Linked DNA regions of Homo sapiens: region 1 is linked to region 2. Evidence: chromatin loops called from intact Hi-C (ENCODE). Cell type or tissue: mammary epithelial cell. All regions are shown on one strand. Each heading gives the region's core, and the rest is flanking DNA. Links, peaks and the distances in the headings are about the cores only.

The links. Peaks named below come from ENCODE experiments on the same cell type or tissue, not always from the same donor. Only the 100,000 strongest peaks of a DNase experiment are listed, where the experiment ranks them.
Region 1: a loop joins it to region 2, with 5 times the contacts of the local background. A loop is called at or near these places in 11 of 110 quality-filtered maps.

Annotation. Positions count from the first base shown.
Region 1 is chr17:63,833,371-63,842,132 of GRCh38, reverse strand. It overlaps SMARCD2 (SWI/SNF related BAF chromatin remodeling complex subunit D2), which reads left to right. Exons shown (of 13, transcript NM_001098426.2): 2 at 4,508-4,692; 3 at 4,896-4,938; 4 at 5,089-5,211; 5 at 6,566-6,721; 6 at 7,333-7,428; 7 at 7,558-7,659; 8 at 7,805-7,966; 9 at 8,127-8,224; 10 at 8,411-8,546; 11 at 8,713-8,762. Among named protein-coding and RNA genes, the nearest start is that of SMARCD2, 4.9 kb to the left of the region's middle. RefSeq lists enhancers at 446-525, 2,550-2,844, 6,931-7,090 and a silencer at 2,550-2,844. In mammary epithelial cell, for the core only: a CTCF peak has its summit at 7,090 (motif pointing right); a DNase peak (open chromatin) is centred at 7,112.
Region 2 is chr17:63,422,192-63,430,953 of GRCh38, reverse strand. TANC2 (tetratricopeptide repeat, ankyrin repeat and coiled-coil containing 2) reads right to left here. Exons shown (of 28, transcript NM_001394998.1): 28 at 3,251-8,762. Among named protein-coding and RNA genes, the nearest start is that of CYB561, 20 kb to the left of the region's middle. RefSeq lists an enhancer at 4,504-5,242. In mammary epithelial cell, for the core only: a CTCF peak has its summit at 5,374 (motif pointing left); a DNase peak (open chromatin) is centred at 5,353.

The sequences.
Region 1 (8,762 bases), core at 5,809-8,308, 410 kb before region 2:
GAAAGTGATGAGAAAGTTTGGGAAAGGGCCCTCGCTGAGAAACCGGGGTTACCCTGCATCGGCCTTGGTCCCAGTCCAAGTCTGCCCTGTTTTTTCTGATTGGGAACTGGCGGAGCTCTAGCGTGTCTGAGATGGCTCCCGGCTGCTAATAAGGAGGAAGGAGCCTGGCTTCCCACGGGCACGGGACGCTGAGGCTAGGGCCAGGGGATTCCAGCTTGTGCACGGGCGGACTTTACTCCTGAGGCAGGGCCAGGCGCCTTCGCTGGGAGGACTCCAGCTTAGACCAGAGACGGTGGTGGCCTGGCCTGAGGGGAGGCCCAGCCCAGTCACAGGCCGGCTCTCTTCTGGGCTTTCTGCCTCCTGTCATCGTGTCCGGGAGTTGATTAGTCTGGACGTGCAGAGTGGAGCCCTGCTGGTCTGGGGCCGGAGGAGTCTGCGAGAGTTGCTTCAAAGAGTGCTGTCCTGACCCCTTTGGGGTTTTGAGAGCTGCTCAGATTGCAGCTTCAAAAGCCCTTGCAAAGCAGCGACTTCTGCTCAGTGTGTGAGGACCTCAGCCTGACCCTGCCAGTGCTCTAGTCTGCTGTTCAGGTTGCCCCAGAGGGCTTGGAAACTGTGCCCATCTGCCTTGTCACCCTCTCTGCATTTTTATTTGGCCTTCAGGTTCTAACTCCACCACGTCCGAAGCCATGTGCCCAAGCATTTGACACTGGCTTCTTGCTCATCTACGGGTTTGCTGTGGGCTTCCTCTGTTTTCGACTCATGTCTCCAGGCAGAGGTCCTTAGGGATCCTCGTGGAGTATACACAGCCTACCTGCCCCACTGGGCCCTCACTTCTAAGGAGATGGCTTAACTAGGGACAGTGACTGGATTTTTTTTTCCTTCTTACTCCTCATTCTTCCTCCTTTCTCAAGAGAAAAGAGAGTCTGGGTATGGGCAGAGACAGACCTGGTCCCAGGGATTCCAGCTGGGGCTCATCTCTCCCACCTTGCTGTCCCCGTTGGGGATTCATGGGCCCAGGGTGTTGCTGAGGGCTCCCTGCATCATTCATTGTAGCCCTTGGGCCTGCCCACTGAGACCTGGCCTGGGCACCATCTGTGGGCCTTTGGCCTTGGAAGGACCTGGAACAGACAAGCCGCTCCAGTTTCCTTGGCATGCAAGCCATAGGAAATGTGCCCTTGGGACAGCCCCTGAGAGGATGGATTCCACATGTTTTGGTGGGGGGTGGCCTTGGGCCTGTGGCAAGGCCAAGCTGGCTGGCTGGTTAGGCCTGGGCTGCTAGCTGTGCGGAAGTAGGAGATGGCCCTGAGTCTGGGTTTCCCATCCCACTAGCTTTCCTCCTCCTGGCAGGAGAGGTAGATGGGAAGGAGAACCCAGCCAGCTAACTTTGGCTGAGTTTGAAGAGGATCCTATTTGCCTTCTTTCCAAGTCCAGTTGTATGACTGCCAGGAGAAGGGACTTGAGATCTGGGAAACAAAGGGGTTCCTGTCTGTTAGGGCTCATGAGATGCACTTGAAAAGTGAGAATTTGAGGCCCAAGCTGAGCAAATAGTTGAAAGAAGGGAAGTGATGACCTCCCTTCCTCCAGAGGGTGGTTCTAGCTGTGGATCACAGTTAACAGAGGAACCTAAAAAAAGAAAAAGAAAAGAAAAAAACCTCCAGGGCAGGATATGGTGGGCTCACACCTGTAATCCTAGCACTTTGGGAGGCCCAGACAGAAGGATTACTTGAGACCAGGAGTTCAAGACCAGCCTAAGCAACATAGTGAGACCATCATCTCTTAAAAAAAAAAAAAAAAATTTAGCCAAGCATGGTGGTGTGCGCTTATGGTCCCAGCTACTCAGGATGCTGTGGCAGGAGGATTGCTTGAGTCCAGGAGTTCAAGGCTGCATTGAGCTATGATCCTGCCACTGCACTCCAGCCTGGGCAACAAAATAACAAAAACCTCAGATTGCTGGGTTCACTCCAGAGAGTTCAAAAAGTTCAAAAAAAAAATTTTTTTTTTTCTGATACGGAGTCTCACTCTGTCGCCCAGGCTGGAGTGCAGTGACATGATCTCAGCTCACTGCAACCTCCGCCTCCCAGGTTCAAACAATCCTCTGCCTCAAGCCTCCTGAGTAGCTGGGATTACAGGCGCCCACCACCACGCCCGGCTAATTTTTTTGTATTTTTAGTAGAGACGAGGTTTCACCATCTTGGCCAGGATGGTCTCGAACTCCTGACCTTGTGATCCACCCGCCTCGGCCTCCCAAAGTGCTGGGATTATAGGCGTGAGCCACTGCACCCGGCCTCAAAATCCTTTTTACTCATGGGAGAGTGGGTGGTATGTTCCCCAACTGAGGCCCTCAGGCCCAGGTTCCAGGAGCATCAGGGCCACATTTGGGGCAGGGCAAAGCACGCTCACCGGAGCCCTGGATTCCTCATCTGGGGTTCAGGGGATTGATCCAGGCCTACCTGGTCCTGCTGCAGGCAGGGAGTTAGGGAGGCTCAGAGTGCTGGACTGCTTTTTTTTTTTTCTTTAACTCCTGAGTTGTTTTTTTTTGTTTGTTTTGTTTTGTTTTGTTTTTTGAAGTGGGAGGAGTTGCTAGCGCCTATAAGCCCTATGGAGCTTGGCAAGGCTCAGCTGGGACTTGAACTATAAGCAGCCTTCCCCTGGGGCCCTGAGTGAGCCAGGGGCTCTGGGCCCAGGAAACCTGGAGCAGATGTCTGGGTGGAGCCTATTCCAGACCCTGCCTATGAGGCCTTGTCTTGGGACTTCCTGTTACCGGAGCACCTGCCCAGGAGGGATGGGTGGTGCTGCAGGTTTTGTGAACACTGCAGCAGGGAGCTTCCTGGGGACCACAGGGCCCTCGCTCACCTCTGCAGGACCCACTGCTTCAGTTCTTCCCTGTCTTTGTCTCAGGCACTAGGAAAAACTAGTCTGGGATGTCTGGGCCTGGGCTTACAGCTGTAGCCACACTTAGTTTTTTTCTATAATCTCAGGCCAGAGAAAGAACAATCTTTAAGGCAGAGAAAGAGGCTGTCTTTTGCCTTTCAACAGCTCTGATTAATCTCTTCCTGATGCAGAGAGACTTTGGCAGGACTCCCAAAGCCCCAGAGCCCCCCACTTTGAACTTTTTATTCTCCCAAACACTTCCGTCCCACCCTGCTCCTCCTCTCCCCATCCTCACGTCTGTGGGTCATGTTTCTTTCCATCTCCGCATCTGGTCAAGAATCTGACCCTCTGTGTTGGGAACATGGGTTTAGTGCGGGATGAAGAGGTTGGGGAAGAATCTCATCTCCATGATGCTGGGGTGGGGGAGGGTCCTTTGATTTGGTACAAGTCTCCACCCTGCCGGGCTTGGTTGGCTGGTTGTGCTCGTTGCATAATCTGGGCCCTGGGGCCAGCCCTGTGAAGCTGCCAGGGACAGTGTGTGCAAGGCAGAGCTGCCAAACAGGCCTTGCAGGCAGCAGCCATGGGGAGGCGGGTGGGGGTGGAGGTGACTCCCAGATGGGCTCCACAGAAATGTCAGGGAGCAAGGCCTCAGGTGGGAAATCCTTCTGCAGGCATCTAAAGAAGCTATTTCTGTCTCCCACTTTCCTGCTGCTCAGCCTGGGCCTCTATCCTTGCCTCCCAGGATAATCTTAGCCCCCTTCTCCAGCTTGGGATTGCCAGGGCTACACGGAGCCAGAGCCAGTCCTGGCTGCCAGGTGGTGCCTGGACCACTGGCAGAGTCCAGGTGCTAGCTGCTCTCTTTCCCACAGGCCACCCAGGAGCCATAGCTTCCCTTCTGGGGTCTTCTGTCATAGGGGTAGTAGTTGGGCAGTAGGGAGGTAAGAGGAGGGTCCAGTTCTGGGCTGTGGGTGGGGGCTATGTGATACCAGACTACAGGGTACAGGGTCCCTGTACCCTGCCCGAGGCCACCCCCACCAGCTGGTACACGTTCCAAGCCATCCTGTTGCAGCCCTGCTCACCTGGGGTGCTGCTGCCTACCAGACCCCTTTCTCCCTCGGCCACAGAGGATGGGGATTGGGGCTCTGCGCCATTGGCCTACTCATACTATAGTACACTCCTCTGCCTGGCAGTGACACTGCCCCTGTGCCTCTCAGCCATGCTTCTTCTTCATGATGGGAGAAAGAGAAGGAGGGCAGGGCTTGGCAGGACTGTCTGAGAGAATAGGGACCAGCTTGCCCAGGGAATAGGGCACAGCATGCTGGGGCTGGAAGGTAGCAATGGGCCCTGAAAAGCTCCCCAAGGCCCTTCCCTCTGCAGGCAGGACCCTCCTCCCAGCCCAGGTTCTGGCAGGCCTCATTCGCTGGCATGGCTGCCAGGGCGGTTGCAGGGGGCAGGGCAGGTGTGGTTTACACTCTGTGCTCAGGCGCCCACTCCCCTTTGTTCCTGGGGCTCCAGCAGGGCTCTGGTGTGCTGCTCAGGCCCTACCTGGCTGACGAGAGGGATGGAGGGCATGGGCTATGGGTCCCGGAGGGCCTTGCCCCTGACCTATGCACCCCCGTTGGCTCACTTCCCCCAGCGACCTGGCATGTCACCAGGGAACCGGATGCCCATGGCTGGCTTGCAGGTGGGACCCCCTGCTGGCTCCCCATTTGGTGCAGCAGCTCCGCTTCGACCTGGCATGCCACCCACCATGATGGATCCATTCCGAAAACGCCTGCTTGTGCCCCAGGCGCAGCCTCCCATGCCTGCCCAGCGCCGGGGGTAAGAGCATCCTGCTTCTCTCACTCTGCCTAACTCAGCTCTGGTGGTAGCAGAGGGTTTCCTTCTATCTTAAGAGCTTTGGTGACTGAGGATGACTCCAGGCTCTCCTGGGGGAGAGGGTCCTGGAGACTGGAGGGGCGTTATGGGAGTGAGTGTCCTTTTTTGGACCATTGACCTCTTAAGTGGGTTTCTGTCCTCCCCAGGTTAAAGAGGAGGAAGATGGCAGATAAGGTTCTACCTCAGCGAGTAAGTGTTAAGAGGACACCTGGGAGGCCTGCCCAGTGGCCACCTTGGGGTGGGTGTCCATCTCTCTCAAAGCTGGGCTGCAGCAGGAAGGGAGGAAAGAGCCAGGCTTTGGCTGAAGCAAGCTGATGAGCTTCTGCTACCTTCCTTCAGATCCGGGAGCTTGTTCCAGAGTCTCAGGCGTACATGGATCTCTTGGCTTTTGAGCGGAAGCTGGACCAGACCATTGCTCGCAAGCGGATGGAGATCCAGGAGGCCATCAAAAAGCCTCTGACAGTATGTGTGGCCCTGACCACCTCTAGCCTTCCCAGGTTTCCTTGCCTTCCACCCCCTTGTTTTCCAGGGGCCAAGCAAGTTGGGCTAGAGCCGGGTTTTTCACATGCAGGATGCAGCCCACTAGTAGAGTACGAACTCAGTTGAATGTGTTGGGGCCAGTATGTTTTAAATGAATATATGACAGTAGAAAATCTTAAAATACTTCACAGTAGTACTTACCATAGTAGTAAATGGATTCTTTCATGACATTTTTGTTTCTGATAAATAGATATGCAGACCTTGGGTCATAATTGAAAATGTAAATCTTATGGGTGGTGGTCAAAAGTTTGAAAACCACTAGACTAGGGGATAAAGGTAGTTCCTTTCTCCTTCCCCTTCCCCATCCATAGAGAAATTTTCTTTTTTTTTTTTTTTTTTTTTTCTGAGATGGAGTCTCGCTCTTTCACCTAAGCTGGAGTGCAGTGTTGCGATCTCGGCTCACTGCAACCTTCGCATCCCAGGTTCAAGTAATTCTTCTTGCCTCAGCCTCCCGAGTAACTAGGATTACAGATGCCTGTCACCACGCCCGGCTAATTTTTGTATTTTTAGTATCGCCATGTTACCCAGGCTGGTCTCGAACTCCTGACTGCCTCGGCCTCCCAAAGTGCTGAGATTACAGGCGTGAGCCACTGCACCCAGCCGAGAAGCTTTTCTTAATAATAATGTAGAACAGTCCCGAGTGGTGAAGCCTTTCCAGGGGACTAGGATATTTTGGAGCCGTGATGGGTGTTTGGGTTTCATGTAAGATGTGAGCCAGAGACTGGCTGCGTGTTACTCCATCATGCCGTAGCACCAGTCCCACTGTGCTGGCATTGTTGGTGATGCATCTCTTTCCCCATAAAATGGTGAGTTCCGGCCAGGTGCGGTGGCTCACACCTGTAATCTCAGCACTTTAGGAGGCCGAAGTGGGCAGATCACCTGAGGTCAGGAGTTTGAGACCAGCATGGCCAACATGTTGAAATACCATCTTTACAAAAACACAAAAAATTAGCTGGGCATGGTGGTGCGCACCTGTAGTCCCAGCTACATGGGAGACTGAGGCAAGAGAATCGCTTGAACCTGGGAGTCAGAGGTTGCAAGTGAGCTGAGATCGCGCCACTGCACTCCAGCCTGGGTGACAGAGTGAGACCATGTCTAAAAAAAAAAAAGGCTGGGACTGGGACTTACTACTTCTGATTCCCAGTACCTGACAAGGTGCCTGGCTGGCTCATGGTGCTCAGTACTGATTGTTGAATGGTTCATATGAGAAGATGCGGTAGCACTGTGTCCCAGCATCTTGGTCCACCTCCAGTTGTGATTGCCTTTCTCTCTTTAGCAAAAGCGAAAGCTTCGGATCTACATTTCCAATACGTTCAGTCCCAGCAAGGCGGAAGGCGATAGTGCAGGAACTGCAGGGACCCCTGGGGGAACCCCAGCAGGGGACAAGGTGGCTTCCTGGGAACTCCGAGTGGAAGGAAAACTGCTGGATGATGTGAGTTGGGGAGGGAGGTTCTGGAGGGAAGGAGGCCTGTGTGGGTTTAAGACTGAGACCAAGGAGTTTGATACTAGCCTGAGCAGCAGAGCCAGACCCCATCTCTACAAAAAATTTAAAAATTAGCTGGGTGCGGTGGCATGCACCTGTAGTCCCAGCTACTCATAAGGCTGATGCAGGAGGATGGCTTGAGCCCAGGAGGTCGAGCTTCAGTGAGTTATGATCACACCACTGCACTTCAGCCTGGGTGACAGAGTGAGATTGTGTCTCAGAAAAAAAAAGACTGGGCCAGACACTTGGGCGCTCCCAGAGAAGTCCTGCCATAGGGAGGGGGGCGCTGCTCCAAGCCCGTTGGAGGTTGATTTGTGTGGTTATTACAGTGTTCCTGCAGATGGCAGTCGAGTGTCTCGAGGAAGTCCCTCGTGGGCTGCAAGAGGGCACCATTTCCCTGCCTCCAGTCTGCCCAGAGTCCTGCTTCCATCCTTCAGGGCCCAGGAATCTTCAGTATCCGGAGCTCCAGGGCTGAAATGGGGCTTCTCTTTCTTGGGATTTAGCATAGCTTGAGATTTGAGAGCTCAGCAGCACCATCTCACACCCCTTTCCATCCCCAGCCTAGCAAACAGAAGAGGAAGTTTTCTTCATTCTTTAAGAGCCTCGTCATTGAGCTGGACAAGGAGCTGTACGGGCCTGACAATCACCTGGTGGAGGTGAGAGTGGGCCTGGGGCAAAAGCAGGCTGATGTGCAGGTTTGGCAGGGAAATGGCCTCAGGGCCCTTGGGAGGCCCTGTGTTCACGCCCACCCCCTTGGTGATAAGCCATGCTTCCCTCCCTGCCAGTGGCACCGGATGCCCACCACCCAGGAGACAGATGGCTTCCAAGTAAAACGGCCTGGAGACCTCAACGTCAAGTGCACCCTCCTGCTCATGCTGGATCATCAGGTGACAGAGACCCTGGGGTCATTTCTGGGCCCACAGGGACCCCTCAGGAGGGGAGCTGGTTCCTAGAAACCCTTCCTGTCCCTGCCCTATTTTCCCACTGTTCTACTATAAGAACCCGTTCTGACTCCCCTCCATCCAACTCCAGCCTCCCCAGTACAAATTGGACCCCCGATTGGCAAGGCTGCTGGGAGTGCACACGCAGACGAGGGCCGCCATCATGCAGGCCCTGTGGCTTTACATCAAGCACAACCAGCTGCAGGATGGGCACGAGCGGGAGTACATCAACTGCAACCGTTACTTCCGCCAGGTTAGCCAGATGCCAGCCCCCGTTTTCTCAGCCCTTGCTTTGCCTTGCCTGCTGGGCTACTCCTTGGCCACAGCCTGCAGACTGCTGCCCTCACTGGTCCTGGAATGGTCCACTCCACTGTGCCCACAAGCCAACGCTGAGCCTTTCGTATTTCCTCCAGATCTTCAGTTGTGGCCGACTCCGTTTCTCCGAGATTCCCATGAAGCTGGCAGGGTTGCTGCAGCATCCAGACCCCATTGTCATCAACCATGTCATTAGGTAAATGCAAGGAGGGGGACAGGAAGGCTCTTCTAAGAGCAGATTCACCCTTGGCTTGAACTAAAGCCAAAGAAAGCATCAGGTTTCTTTTTCCCTGAGTGTGTGCAGAGAATGGGCCCCAGATTTGGCCCAGGTGGGCAGGATGAAGTCAGCTATGTGCCTTCCCTCCCCATGTGCTGCCTGCAGTGTCGACCCTAACGACCAGAAGAAGACAGCCTGTTACGACATCGATGTGGAGGTGGACGACCCACTGAAGGCCCAAATGAGCAATTTTCTGGCCTCTACCACCAATCAGCAGGAGATCGCCTCCCTTGATGTCAAGGTGGGCCCTCTGGCTCCACAGCTTCCTCTGGGGCCCAGGATTGGGGTGGGCTGGCTCTGTCCAGCATTTCCATACATGTAGCACCTGGAGGACGGGATGGGAACTCTGGCTCAGTTGCTTGCATGTAAGCTTTGGGGGCACAGTCTGACACAGGTACCCTCTCCAGATCCATGAGACCATTGAGTCCATCAACCAGCTGAAGACCCAGAGAGATTT
Region 2 (8,762 bases), core at 4,009-6,508:
CCACACTCAGCTAATTTTGTATTTTTAGTAGAGATGATGGGGTTTCTCCATGTTGGTCAGGCTGGTCTTGAACTCCCTACCTCAGGTGATCCACCCGCCTTGGCCTCCCAAAGTGCTGGGATTACAGGTGTGAGCCACCACGCCCAGCTGAGTGTGGACCTTTATTTACTGAAAAGCATTCAAAGCACAAGGCTTGATACATGTCACAAACTGGTTCCTCAGTCAGCATCTCATTTCTGTTTTTTTTTTTTTTTTTTTTTTTTTTGCACCAGCCTCTGAATCTTATGGGTCTCTGTGAATATTGAAGTGATCCCAGTCACCAAGGGATGATGCCTCCCTCTCCAGCCAGCCACTTCACCTCTTCCTCTACGAATCTCTGGCTGGATAATAGCAGGGACCTCATTTTCTTACTGGGGTCCCAAAGCGACTCCTCTTGACTGTGGCATAGAGTTATTTCTCCAAACAAGCACGCGGCATTTCCCAAGCCATCCTCCTGGACCCAGCGCCTGCACTCCGTGGGGCGCCATTCGGGTTGCTTGCTCTTTTCAGACCATCCCTTCTGAGAGAGGAGGCAGCGTGGTGGAGGGAAGAGCTGTCAGTGTGGCTGATTCAGAGGCCTACCTGTGCCTCTGTGACCCTGAGCAACTTCAGCTCTCAGGATCTGCTTCTGCATTTGTTTTGGAGACAGCAGTGTCGTCTGTCGAGGTGTGAGGAATACATTAGGGAACACATGTGAAGTCCCTATCACAGTGTCTGGGACACAATGGACCTCCCAAGAGGATGGCCTGTTAGAATGGACTCTGAGCACCTTCTCTTCTATGTGGGCCCTCTCTTCATCACAGGGCCTTCCAGACATGATACCTGTTATCAGTGCCCCATCTTATTCCTGAGAATGGAATAACTCAGCTGCCAAGACTCCAAGCTCCTCCAACTTGTTTTTAAAGCTGAAAGAGGGTGACTCCATTCCCCGCTGGTTCGCCTACCCATTCCCAGCCGACCGCAGGGGAGTTTGGCCACCATGTGCACGTGCGTACTGTGTCTGCCTGCAGTTACCAAAAGGTACCCATGAGCAGATATCCAGGGGAAGAAAGTCTGACTTACTTAGTGCTTCGGAGGATCTACACAGACTTCTGCTGAGTTTGCTGTTTGCTTCTACTCTGAGTAGCTTTTTATTAAGGTTGAGGGTAAATTCTTTTTAAGAAGTATTAATATTTTAAATGAATCACTCCTTTTCCTTTCCTCCAATGTCCCAGGACTTCTTAAAAAGCTGGGGGTTTGGCCAGGTGTGGTGGCTCATGCCTGTAATCCCAGCACTTTGAGAGGCCAAGGCGGGAGGACAGCTTGAGGCCAGGAGTTCAAGACCAGCCTGGGCAACATAACAAGACTCCATCTCTGCAAAACAAAACAAAAGTTAGCAGGGCGTGGTGGCATGCACTGTGGTCCCAGGTACTTGGGAGGCTGAGGTGGGTGGGTCACTTGAGCTCAGGAGGTTGAGGCTGCAGTGAGCTATGATCACACCACTGCACTCCAGCCTGGGTGACAGAGTGAGACTCCATCTAAAAACAAAACAAAACATCTAGGTCGGGCACAGTGGCTTATGCCTGTAATTCCAGCACTTTGGGAGGCTGAGGTAGGTGGATCACTTGAGGTCAGGAGTTTGAGACCAGCCTTGGCAACATGGCGAAACCCTGTCTCTACTAAAAATACAAAAATTAGCTGGGCATGGTGGCGGGTGCCTGTAATTCCAGCTACTAGGGAGGCTGAGGCAGGAAAATTGTTTGAACCTGGGAGGAGGAGGTTGCAGTGAGCCGGGCTCACGCCATTGCACTCTAGCCTGGGTGACAGACTCTGTCTCAAAAAAAAAAAAAAAAAAAAAAAAAAAAGAAAGAAAAAATATAAATTAAAAAGCTGGGGTTTTGCCAATGACTTTTTTTTTTTTTTTGAGATGGACCCTCGCTGTGTCACCCAGGCTGGAGTACAGTGGCACGATCTCGGCTCACTGCAAGCTCTGCCTCCTGGGTTCATGCCATTCTCTTGCCTCAGCCTCCCGAGTAGCTGGGACTACAGGTGACTGCCACCACGCCTGGCTAATTTTTTGTATTTTGTTTAGTACAGACGGGGTTTCACCGTGTTAGCCAGGATGGTCTCGATCTCCTGACCTCGTGATCCGCCCGCCTCAGCCTCCCAAAGTGCTGGGATTACAGGCGTGAGCCACCGTGCCCGGCCCCGACTTACCCATTTTTTAATGAAATAACTGGAGCAGCCCAGGAATGGTTTTGAGATTGAGCAGGTGGCTGCTGCCAGAGTCCCCTCTTCTCTTTGAAGGCAACTGTGGCATCTAGGCTGGGCTGTGTGTTGCCTGCAGTTTGTCTGCTTCCCTAGGCTTTGGGAAATGCAGGTATGCACAGCAGGAATGTTTGTTTAGCACAAATCTGATGTCAAGAGGAAGTGGTCTCCCTCCTCGCTTGTCCCTGAAGTAAACACAGAGGTAGCAGTTAAACAGGAAAGGCTGCAGGCTCAGTGCTGCTCCCCCGCTTCCCCACTCCCTTTTAGATGGTATTGAGTCTCCAGCCAGTTGCAGGAAACCTGCCACTTTTCCATTCACAATGCAGCTGCCTAGCTCTCTATATGGTGAGGACTGGAGTTCGACCAGATTTCTGATGAAAAGACAAAGCCCCTGGAAGCAGTGGGCCTCCAGTTGTGACGAAGCCCTTAGGTCTGCAGTGGGAGCTGTGCCCTCTGCTCGCTACCCTCTCAGCATGCAGCCTCTAAACACAGCCACTCAAGCTGGCAGCCCACCTCAGCCTTGGCTTTGGTAGGGTGGCTGGATTGGGTGCAGCTTCAGCTACAAAATGAAACAAGAGCTCAGTGCTCCCTGGGTATAGCTAGAGAGAAACCTCTTCCAATGAAGAAAAAGCCCCCCTTTCTCAACAAATGTCACAGGCCTGTGCTGACAGCTCCTTAGAACGGCGTCTCTTGTCCACAGCTCTCTTGAGGGCCTACCACAGTGTCCAACTCTGAGGAGAGGAGGTGCTCAATAACGTGACCGAGCAAATAAATGCACAAAGGGGTGGCTCTGAATGTCCCACAAGAGACCAAGCAAATCATCGGGAATTTGGCCTTAGCCCTAACCTGCCCAATTCCTCCTGAGGGAGGGTGCCCCCATCACTGCATCCTCAGGAGGGTAAGCTTAAAAGCCAGCTCCCTGAAGAGGCTGTAATGGAAGGAGAAAAGCATCACAACACCATGGTTTTCCAAGTGTTAGCCATTTATAAATAAGTACATTTGCTTTCATACATACAGTTCCTTGTACAGATGACAATCTGTATACATGGGGCAGGAAAATGCATTCATTTGAACTTTTCACATCTATCTCACACAGCTCACATGTACAGACAATAAAACTGCTCAAGCAAGTACAGCAAAGGAAAATGTCTTTCCTTATACACAGGGGTAGATGCCTCTGTGGGGTGTGGGGCATCCCCACTGCACGGCTTCACAACTGTGTGGTGTTCAATATATCAGGAGAGAGAACAAACATGCATTGGATAATATACTGTACAGAGAAAGTCCTTTACATCTGAGTCATAGAAAACCTAAAGGAAAACTAAGTGCATTAAAGCTTTTTCCAGCAAGTGTCTTGAAAGGACAGCAAAGAGGAGGAAGAATCAAAATCATATTAGTACAAATCACTCTTTAATTGTAGACTGTACATGTCTGTACTAATTAAAATCATCTTGGATTTGGAGGAGACAGAACAGAGACAAAGATGCTGTGCTAGATGGAAAGGAGGCCACGCCTGAAAAGGCACCTGCCCTGAGCCTGATGAGGAACTGGCCTCACTCAGCAGGAATCAGCCAAAGGAAACAAAAAACAAAACAAAACCAGAACAGGAAGTGTAACTTACAGGATTTCCAAAATCACCTGTGAATGAAGTGGAGATCTGGAGCCGGCATCTCTTAACTTTTTTTTTCCCCCCAGTAAATTGGTATGCAATAAGGCAGGTACATTCAAGTACTGAATTTTCCAGAATTAACTCTTGTCTGGCGCTGGGGACCAAAGGGATTGAGTTGAGCCCCCTCTAACCAGACTTTCTGGTTAGCGATTAGCAAAAGAAAAATTCAGCCAGCAAGTGCTACAAAAACAAAGCAGCTAGGGCACTTCCGTTCCACAGAGTAGGTCTACCTGGAAAAATGAGCGCGGCGCTGGCCTGATCTCTACGCGTCCAGCGGCAGCCTGGCAAGTCAGCTCAGCGTCGGTATCAGAGTCAGCAGGAGGCAATGAGATGATGGGGTGAGGAAACATGAAAGTAACACTTGATTTTTGGTGTCCAATTATGCGTTCATTTGGTACTGACTTTCAAAGCTCTGACTGTGGCCACCATGTGGCCACAAGCATCTCAGGGTGGCTCACCTGCTGTGAGGCTTTGGACACCGAAATGAAGGTTACCAACACTTCAGCCCTTGAGTGGTCTGTATGACAAAAGGAGTTGATGAAAACCCAGTGATTATTCAAGTAGCTCTGCACAGTGGCTCCACCAGCCCCATTGTGCTTGTGTCCAGGCCCCCAGCCAGCCACCTTTTCTTGGGAGCAGCCAGAGCTGAGTTCAAGGCATTGCATGGTGAAGGGTTCCATGACACGTCTTTGCAGGTAGCTCTTGCCCCTAAGCCCTTTGTTCATTGTTGTTAGTCATGGTAGATGGTCGGTCTGGAATTCCTAGAGGAAGAGGAGAAAGAGCTGCACCTCCCAGTGAGCGAGCAGCAGGACCGCACAGCCCTCGGTGTGGAGGCAGCAGCCGGCTGCCTTTGCAGGTCGGTTTCTTGAGAAATGGGCAGCCCAGGAACAGACAGGCAGGGTGTGCGAGGCTGCTGGGCACTGGGAGCATCAAGAGGAGGCTGGGCACAGGGGCGGGCACCTCTTGCCCCCTGGGATAGCCTATTCCATTTTGTGGCAAAGATTCAGTGAGCACTGGTTTTGTCCAAGGCATTTCTGCAGTAGAAAAATAACTCTCTCTGAATCAAACCACCCAACTGTGACGCTTCTGGAGTTATAAAAGCTGGAGGCTGAGAGGAACTGACAGGAGGGAGGCTCATGGGGAAGAAGGGGCTTCTCCATGTACCCATCCCTCTACCAGAGCAAGGGAGCTCTGGTCAACCTTCTTCCAGCCTCTGCCTGGCTGAAGTCCAAAGCATGTAGTGTTCAAAGAGTTCGTCTTGCACAACTGGCACAGATGCACGAAGACCCCTTCCAGGCCTCTGTTGCCTTCTCCTGAACCTCTGAGCCCGCTTGCCTGTTGCCCTGGAAGCAGCTCCTCTCTCCCGAGGGGATGCCGCTGTTCTTTGCTACAAAACAAGCGCAGTGCAGAGCCACAGTGACACCTAGTGGTAAACTATGGTGAAGCACAAGTGACATCCACATAGCCCACTGTACGTGACTAAAATCTAAGGAAAAATACTTATGGATATTAAATTAGATACTGATTAATTTTTAATTTTTTCTATTGGGTACATCTCTGGAATATAAAAATACCAATATTTAGAGAGGGGCTCATAAACTACTATACAATATTAAGGACTGAGAATACCTTTCTCTAAGCTGTTCTGTTTACAATAATTTAGGAAAAGTGTTTAATAATCCAGGCTTAACTACATTAGCAAACTTGTATATCTGGACAACGACCTGGGGTACTGTACATGATTCTAATTAGTGGAATTTTCCTGAGCCATCGAGTTTAAGTTATACACATCTAAAAAGAGGGGCACATGGGGGAGGAGCGAGAAGGGTTTGTGCTCTATTAACTTGGGACTTTAATAGTGCACGTCTGCAACCCGGACAAGATACAACAGCAGATACAAAATGGTCTCCATTTTGTCATGCCAAATTCTCATGTTACACAGGTTTTCCCTTTACTTTGTAAATAAACATTAATTGTTAATTGTTAATTGTGTGCCTTACTGATCCAGTAGATAAAGTAACCGTGTCTCAGGAGTCCCTAAGAACATTGCTGGAAAAGCACTTTAAAATCACTGCAAATATTTTTCATATTAAAAAATTCTTAATCTTTTTGATGCTTATATACAAGTTATTTCTTGTGCTATAAATGTTGTGATCCACTGCTTGATGTCTTTCCTTTCCTTTTTTCTTGAAAAATACACTAAAAGACAAGAGCGGTTCTGCTATTTTCTAATGAAGACATTACTCACACTTAAATATCCAGTACTTCAGTTACAAATTCAAACAGTAAAGTGCACCCATTTATAGACATGATGTGATAGAAACCCATTAGTGCAAGAATCCTGGGCCAATGGAACATACAACTTGGTGAGAAACCTATTAAACTGAAGTTTGTCACCTCTGTCCTCCATTTCAGGGTGGTATGAATTGAGTAAGTTTCATCTGAAACATTTCCTCCCACCTGAAGCCAGACATGGACTCAGCGAGTGTTTGCTGCTGGGGAAGGGGCAGCTCTGAAATACAGTACTCGGATCATTCCATGGCAGTGAAGTAGCAAACAGGGCACAGGGCACAGGCAGTCTGCTTGTAAGGAAAAACGTCTCCTGCCCCAACAAGCTCTGGTTGGCATATTCTAGTCAAAAACAACTGGCATGCAGCAGTGATACCTACTCCCTCTTATGATGGCCAAAAAGAATGGCATTTTGACTGTTGACATTTTAGGTGTTTTGCCCATAGGGTATAGGCCCTAAATCTTTTTGTCCTGGAAAACTGAGAGACCCTGGGGAGAAGCGGCATCAGCGGCATATTTGTAAAGCTACAGGACCTGCTCATTCGCCTGGACAGGTGAGTGCGGGTGGTGTGTGGCGTTCCAAATGAGCAGGAGCACTTTCCTGACAGACACTGAGAAATTCTTCAAAATGCAGTGGCTCCTCAGCGAGAGGCGGTTTTAAGGAGTAAGATGTAAAGATGCCAGCAGTGCTGAGACCTGGCCAAAAAGCAATCTGAGAGGCCACTGGGCTCCTGGCTAGAGGTTGCCGCTAGAGCTACACATTTCATCTTCCTGATGTGAGAGAGAGGGGTATAGAGATGGAGAGAGGACGCTGATGCCTACCCTGGTCTAGCTGAGAAGGCGTCGCTGATGCCCACCCTGGTCTAGCTGAGAAAGCAGTCCTTAGGTATCAGGGAGTGTGGAAAGAGGCTGGGGCTTGAGTTAGTCTTGCTATTTGCTTTCAGCACAGAGACAAGTCCTGGCCTGTTTTAGGTTTGGGGGTGGAGAGGTCCGTCTATTTCGCAGAATCTAAATTAGTAAAGAAATGCTTCTGATCTCAGGTTCATGCTCCCTGTGTCTTAATGATCCCTTCAAAGGGCACTTACTTACTTACTTACTTACCAGACACATGGGACTGGTCGCAGCCAGATTTTTATTCAGGAAACTGCCCTTCCTGCAGCCCTTCCCTAACAGAGCAGAATGATTCCTAACAACAGAGAACGAATGCTCCTTTGTTTCGTTTCAGTTGCTTAGTTGAGTTGTTTAGTTGTAAGAGCTGATGTACAGCCAGTGCCAGGCCTGTGCCGAGGCTTTGGTTCCAATGTTCTTGCTATCCACTCAATAGTGGCCTCGCTCACTCAAAGGTCAGCCTACCAAATGACCACGAGACCTAGAAGATGTGTCTTCTAGACAAGCTTCAAGATCAGAAGCTTGCTGTCTATCTCATGCCCCCACCCAGGGCTGCAAAACAGGGCTGAAAGGGGTCTTTCTTCACCCTGAAACAGTTTTTGCTGCGTCTGACTTTAAAATATCACACTCTCATAAACACTCCTAGAAAAAGAAAAGAAACAGTTCCTGTAATAATAGATAATCAAACTATAGATCTCAAAATGGAAGTAGACAACAACGGGCATGACCCTGGGTGGAAATATTGGGACTCAGTCTCATGGTCCCAAGAGATTCCAATCTGCTTCTGAAAGAAACAATTTCTGTATGACACCATCTGGGTTTACAGGAAGAGGGCCACTAGAACAAAATCTGGCTGTAGGTGAAGATCCAACTAACGGGATTGTCACACCAGCCAGCCTTCGGTTAGAGTTTCCTTTTAGTGGAGTATGACACTCAGTGATGTATCAGGATCTAAAAAGTAGATGTCTCCAGAACAGACTTCCTATAGCCTTTCACTGAGAATCCAGAACAATCTTTTTTGTTTTTCTATGTATTCATTCCCTCCCCCACCCTGGAAAAGCAGCAGCTTTTAGTGGTTAATTGTCGGCTAAAAATCTAGAGAATAACTCTCAGTGAATTCTCTTAATAGCCACAATTCTCATCTAATTTCCTTGGCTGACTGCAATATTTAAAGGGCTGGCTGTTTTTGACATGTTCCTACAATGCCTCTTGGAAAATCAATGTAGTGACATTTTACATAATTATATTGGGGTTTTCTTCCAATTTAGCACTTAATTCTTCTCTCTCTGATCCTTTTACCCCCTAGGAAGACCAGCAATAATCCTAATGCACACTGCAGACCTGGTGGCTGCAGGGCGCTGGCGGTCTGGGGAGGGGCCACAGCATGAGAATGCGCTGCGGCTGGCTGTGTGGGTGACACTGGCTAAGGATGCAAAGGCAAAGGGGCATCGCACTCTTTCTAAAGTTTCTAGAAGAAAACGAACAAGAACACCTTATTTTTTAAAAAAGGAAAAAGACAATTACACAACAAGAACATCAGTGAAAGCGATTGTCTCCTGGAAAAAGCTGACCAGTGTGTCTGATCTCCCTGGGTTAAAGCACACAGCACGAAAATCTCCTCGTTGGCATC